2 separate regions of the Homo sapiens genome follow, and region 1 is linked to region 2. A link is a loop called in an ENCODE intact Hi-C map of the cell type or tissue named here. Cell type or tissue: endothelial cell of umbilical vein. All regions are shown on one strand. Links, peaks and the distances in the headings refer to the core of each region. The heading gives the core; the rest is flanking DNA.

Region 1 (3,273 bases), core at 411-2,910, 460 kb before region 2:
TTAGCTTATTTCCTTTCCTTTCTGCTGCCTATTTTCCACCTCTTGTTTAGAATGAACCAACATTTTAATAGCCAGGACTAGAAAAGTGGTGGTGAGGGGAGGCATTAAATGAAATGATAGTTTATCTAGAGAACATGCAATGAATCCACACTTAACTTTCTTCATCACTTTCCCCTATTTCAGAACTTGCATAAACTTCTGTAAAGTCTTCAGTTCTTGTTTTGTTTATTTATTTGGGATAAAATAAATTATCATCTCATCTACGTACAAGGAGCAAAATACACAGGTAGCCTTGCATGGATCATAGACATGAGAAAACTGAGCATTCTCAAACTTTTTAAAGATCAATTTATTTTGAAAAAATTTACAGGACTGATTTTGCTATCTTTTCAAATAAGCATTTCTGTGAATTTTTAAGTTTGAAATGTTATATTCAAGTAATTTCCATTTATATAAAAATATAGCAATCAAAATATACTTAGCATTGCATGACATCATACAAGGTACTTTACGAAAAGGAGAAGAGCCATTTCCAAACCCCAAAAAAGTAATGCTAGAGTCTGCAGAAAACAAAACTGTATTCCTATTACAGAAAGAGCTGGATCTTTCTCCTTTGATCTCAGATGTTCCTCTGGAATTTACATAACAGAGCTTAGACATGGTCAATAACCTAAACAAACTTAAAATCTCGTGTTCCAAAACATACCTTTTAACTGAATGTCTACATATACTTTTCATAAACTTTGGATGAATCATCAGGATCAAAACCCAAAAGGCCTCCATTCAATAACACCCACCTAGTGCCAGCCACTAATTTGAAACTTATTTTGAAAAAAGGGCTGAAAGGGAGTTTGCTTCCTGTCTGAAGCACAGAGGTGGTATATTAGGGTAGTTCAAGGTCTGAGGGAAGAGATACAATTTGTTTTACTCATATCTTCACCATTTACATCTGCATCTTTTAGCTTTCAACTTTAAGAAATGGTTTGAGTTGCTTTCTGTCTGCTTCGTTTTTATAACAGACTTGAAAGAAGTCAGTTTTGTCCTTCCAGACATCCTAGCAGATGCTATCGGATTGATACTAACCACTGCCATTTTAACACTACACAGAAACAAAATGTAGATTCATTCTTAACCACGGCAGTAAATGTTCTGCAGCAACAAATGAATTTTTAAAATATAGATATGTTAGGATGACAGGTTAAACTGGTTTAGAAGGTTCCTGTGGATAAGAAGTATATGCTGGAATATAAATTGATTTCTGGAAGCTGTAGAATTTGATGTGAAAGATTTAGGGACTGAAAACCATCCTGGGGTTCAACCCTCTGTCAAAGATTCATCTTTAGTTCTACTTAGTAAGAACTCCATACCCGTGAGAGAGATATAGAGAGAGCAAGAAATGAGACCATTATGATCACTTTTGGTTGATATGCTCTTATGGCTACACCCATCTGAAGGGACTGTGCTTCTTTAGAATACACCATGAAAAACAGGCAGAGAATATAGAAACTGGAAATGCAATCTATGGACAGAGCTACTTTAAAAGAAAATATTTGCCTGATTCTTCTCTAAGGAATCAATAGATCTTCAGTGTCACATAACAAAATTTAAAGGGAAACATCAAATCCCTCAAAAGTCTTAGGTATCTGACCATGAGTCATCAGCCTAGTATGTCATTCTCTTCTATATTACAAAAGAATTCATTTCCTCTCTTTCAACAAATATTTGTTCTATGTCTGCCATGTAACAGGAGCTGTGTCCTGGCATTAAGAAAACAGCAGTGAACAGGAGAAGGTAACCATACAAAGATCACTGATAACAGTACTTCACACATTATTCTTCATAAGTTCCTTATGAGACTAAGTCACTGAGAATAGCATTGCAGTGTTACACACTAAACTTTCTTCACTTTCCTTTTCAGACCTTCAAGCCTTTCAACCACAAGTCCATAGATCTGTTTGCAATAATCTTGCTGATTTATATGTCAATGGGATAATGAATTTTCAAATCTAAGATGGGTGCACCAAAGGGTTCATGTTGAGTCACATGAAATTTGAAGGGAGAATTACACTGAATTTTAGAAGCCAGCATATAGTAATGTTGTTTCTTTATAACTTATTTCAATTTTATTTAATCTATGAATATTCAACCTAACATTAAAAGTATTGTAGAACATCTATATGATTTTTGTTAATTAAAAGAATTAAATTATATTAGCTGTTTCCAAAAAGTGTTGTCTATTTTACATAAACAGCCATACTAGGGGGTTGGCAACACAGTACAGAGCACAAATGAATTTTCCTGATAAAAGAAATACTAATACTTCAGAAAATGTATCTATCTTCTCGAGACCTCCAGATAATTTGAACAGCATAGAACTACCAGGATGTTCCAGCCACTTCAGAACTTGAATTGGCCATTTTGTTAGAAGAACTTGAAAAATAGATTCTCTATTAATCTATATCACATGAAGCAGGAAAAACCCTCACTAATCTATGTCAAATGATTTCATGTATGGTCTTTGCTCAATTTAAGTTCAATTGTTTTTTTTTTATTTAAACAACATGTAACTACTAGGTGATAGATGTATGTGCTAATTAAAATGCCACATTTCCAAAAAAGATTTGGGCAGAATTGAGCCAGTTATTTATCTGGGAAAAGAGAAAGAAGTATTTCCGGTTATCATGGAGTGCTTATAAGCCAAGTAGATCCACAGGCCATATTTGCATTTTGTGCTAATGCCATTTCTATCTATATGCCCCTACCTTACTCTCTGGTGTGAACCTTCTATATTGTAGGGGCTCTAATGATAGCCTCTAGTCACTTGTCAAGGACAGCTCCCTTGCATCTGCTATTCTTCCCCCTAGAAATAATCTTCTGGATGCACGTACGGCTGCCTTTTTTTCTTCTGTCAGATTTTAGCACAAACTTTCTCTCCTCCCAGAAACCTTTCTAGATCACCTATGTTCATTTGGTAACAAAAGTTACTTAACAAATAAACCCAAACGTAATGGCTCAAACACAGTAATGGTTAACTTCTCTCTCAGTGAATAGTTCAGGCAAATCTTGCAGGTTGCAGCCAAAGCAAGAGCCTTTGCTCCACACAGTCATTTGGGGACCCAGGCTGACAGCAGTGCCACCATTTTTAACACGTGACTTCCAAGATTCCTTTGGTTACTCTACTCATTGTTGTGACTTTACAGCTCACAAAAAGAAATAAAAAGCACTAACAATCATGTGAGAAAGACCTGAAGTGGCACACTTCACTTCTTCTCG
Region 2 (3,273 bases), core at 360-2,859:
TGTGCCAGACTGCCTGATACCTTTACTTAGCAGAGATTTACTATGCAAGTTAGAGACTCAGATCATCTTCCACCCAAGAGAAACGTCAGCTGTGTCTTCAAATGCCTCCAGAGCATGGACTGCAGCTGCAAGCACTGCTGGTGAGCACTGAGGCCCCACACCCTGAGGTAGAGGCAATTCCTCAAGAAGTCTTTGACAAGGTGAAGCCAGAGGTCTGGGCATGAGACCAACCTGAGAGGGAAATTAATGTGAGTCCAATAAAAAACAAACTGAAGGAAGGGCCCCAACCTATCCGGAAAAAAGCAATACCCCTTAAAGAAGGAAGTCTTGGAAGTTATCCAGCCAGCATTAATCTGGTTTTTGCAATATGGCTTAATAAGACCTTGTCAGTCCTCATACGATACTCCTTTCCTGCCATTAAAGAAGCCTCATTCCCATAAGTATAGGTTTGTGCAAGATCACAGAGCTATTAATGATACTGTGGAAGACATTCACCCCATCGTGGCTAACCCATACACTATGTTTGCTTCACTACCTAAGGATCACGAATGGTTTACAGTGCTAGACTTAAAGGATGCCTTCTTTTGCATACCAGTAGAAATAGAAAGCCAACTATTGTTTGCTTTCGAGTGGACAGACCCTGAGACAGCTGCACAGTTTCAATATTGCTGGACTGTGCTCCCTCAAGGGTTTAAAAACTCCCCAAGTATATTTGGAGAGGCTTTGATTCAAGACTTGAGAGGCTTACAATTAGAAAATGGGGTGCTACTTCAATATGTGGATGATTTATTAATTTCCAGCACCTCAAAACAAGAATGTCAAGAAAACACTGTAAAGACCCTAAACCACTTGGCAGCTTGTGAGTATAAAGTTTCAAGTAAGAAGGCCCAAATATGTAAGCAAACTATAGAATACTTAGGGTTTTTGTTACAAGAGCAGCTAGAGCCCTGACGGTGGAAAGGCTAAGTGCAATTGCCTCCATCGTGATGCCCACAACCAGGAAGCAACTAAAGGGCTTCCTAGGAATGGCAGGATTTTGTAAAATCTGGAGTCCCAATTATGGGTTAATAGTAAAGCAGCTATATCTAAAAGGAGCAGACCATGGGAAATCGAACACCAAATCACATTTGAGCAACTAAAGCATAAATTAATATCTGCTCTGGCTCCAGGACTGCCAAACCCACACAAACTTTTCCAACCTTATATGCATGAAAGACTAGGTCTAGCACTCTGGGTCTTAACACAAAAACTGGGAGAAATACTACAGCCTGTGGCCTATTTTTCAAAGCAGCTCCATACTGTGGCTAGGGGCTGGCCCCCTTGTCTTAGGGCAGTAGCCACGACCTGCTTGTTGCTCAAGGAAGCTGAGAAGCTGACTCTAGGTCAGCCCACCATGATTTCTGTGCCACACTAAGTCTTGGCGTTGTTAGAACAAAAGGTGGCTATTGGCTAACAGCGGGCAGATTGGGCCAATATCAGGCTATCCTGCTCGATGACCCTGCAGTGAAACTGCAGACCACTGGAACCTTAAACCCCACCACTTTGCTGCCACCTACTGGGGAATCAGAGGAACTAATACATGACTGCCCAGAAGTTATTGATCAAGTGTTTTCTAGTCCCCTAGATTTGAAGGACACAGCCCTCTCATGTGCAAACTGGACATTGTTCGCAAACAGGAAAAGTTTAGTCATTAATGGAAGAAGGAACGCTGCCTATGCTGTAGTGAGTCTCAGAGGGAATAGAGGCAAGAACTCTCCCAACAGGGACTTCTGCACAGAAAGCTCAGTCAATCGCCCTTACCAGAGCCTTGCAACTGTCCCAAAGTAAGAGTGCCAACATCTACACTGATTCCAAATATGCCTTCATAATAGTCCATGCACAGGGTGCTATCTGGAAAGAAAGGGGCCTACTGAAGGCTGACAATACTGAAATCAAATACGCAAAGCAAGTGTTAGAGCTACCAGAGGCAATAAAGGCCCCAAGAGAAATAGCTGTTATGCGTTGCCCAGGCCATCAGTGCAACAATTCTGAAGTAGCTAGGGGAAATGCTTTCTTAGATTGCACAGCCAGGCACCTAGCCAGCTCCAATGTTGAACTCCGGGTTCCTTTAATTCCCCAAATAGATTTGGCAGCCTTCAAACCTAGGTACAGTCTTGAGGACGAAAAGGCTACCAAGGACAAAGGGTTTATTCAGGATGAAAAATGACTGGAAATTGAATGACAAAGGCCTAATCTGGGTGTCAGAGATAAAATTTCTTTTATCCTATTCTTTCTGTTTACACCTAGTATTGTTTCTGCATCCACTGCTAACCTCCTTCTACAATGGGCACAGGACTATGCAGACAGCCTCCAGCATGATTCCTGTTAGGTCTGTGGCCTGTTACCCCTTTCTAGCACCACCGTGGTGGGTCTCACCTATGCAAGGGAAAGATTGGAGACATTTACAAGTCTTCCTGGATTTAAAACACTGGACCGGCTCACAAATGATGGGAGTGACTAAGGCAAATGTGTCAGAATGGCTGCACAACTTTCAATGACCCAGGACATGGGTCTTTCCTTCACCCAATACTAAAATATATTCATGATGGCACAACTTTTGGGCAAGATGCCTCATTAACTTTCATATAGAAGTATACGAAAAGGAATGAGGGCCCATTTAGAAAGTATAATCCTACGATGCCACTTTTGCACTAAAAATGAGCCCAACAACCATAATACAGGACAGCCTGGACAGCAAGGGAGAGGGAAACAACCACTAGAGAATTGGCAAATTGACTTTACTCAAATGCTACCTGCCCCAGGAGGGTACAAATATCTCCTAGTTCTGGTGGACACCTTCTCAGGCTGGGTAGAGGCATACCCATGCTGCTCTGAGTGGGCAATGGAGGTAGTTAAGGTACTGCTAAAGGAAATCATTCCTCGATATGGGTTTCCTGACATTATCCAGAGTGACAATGGACCTTCATTCACATAGGAAATCGCCCAACAAGTAAGAAAAGTGCTAGGGATAAAATGGAAGCTACACACAGCCTGGAGGCCTCAGTCCTCCAGACAAACTGAAAGAATAAATCATACCTTAAAAACAACCCTCGCCAAGCTATGTCAGGAAACACGGCTAAAGTGGCTTCAGTTGCTTGGGATTCCTCTGCTCCAGGTAAGAATAGCTCCCAGAAGTGGGATCAAATGAAGTCCCTGTGAAATCATTTTCAGGAGGCCTTTTGTAGCCAACTTGTCCCAGGTGGCTAGAATGTCTCCAGACAAGGAACTAGCTAT

The links. A loop is a pair of places that touch in the nucleus more often than their neighbours do. Peaks named below come from ENCODE experiments on the same cell type or tissue, not always from the same donor. Only the 100,000 strongest peaks of a DNase experiment are listed, where the experiment ranks them.
Region 1: a loop joins it to region 2, with 3 times the contacts of the local background. A loop is called at or near these places in 2 of 110 quality-filtered maps.

What each region holds. Positions count from the first base shown.
Region 1 is chr4:107,278,224-107,281,496 of GRCh38, forward strand. All of the region lies in intron 1 of LOC102725220 (a long non-coding RNA gene), which reads left to right. Among named protein-coding and RNA genes, the nearest start is that of DKK2, 240 kb to the left of the region's middle. In endothelial cell of umbilical vein, for the core only: no CTCF peak of the experiment used is centred there; a DNase peak (open chromatin) is centred at 1,748; H3K27ac peaks cover 951 bases.
Region 2 is chr4:107,735,635-107,738,907 of GRCh38, forward strand. No RefSeq gene overlaps it. Among named protein-coding and RNA genes, the nearest start is that of PAPSS1, 17 kb to the left of the region's middle. In endothelial cell of umbilical vein, for the core only: a CTCF peak has its summit at 1,562 (motif pointing left); a DNase peak (open chromatin) is centred at 1,527.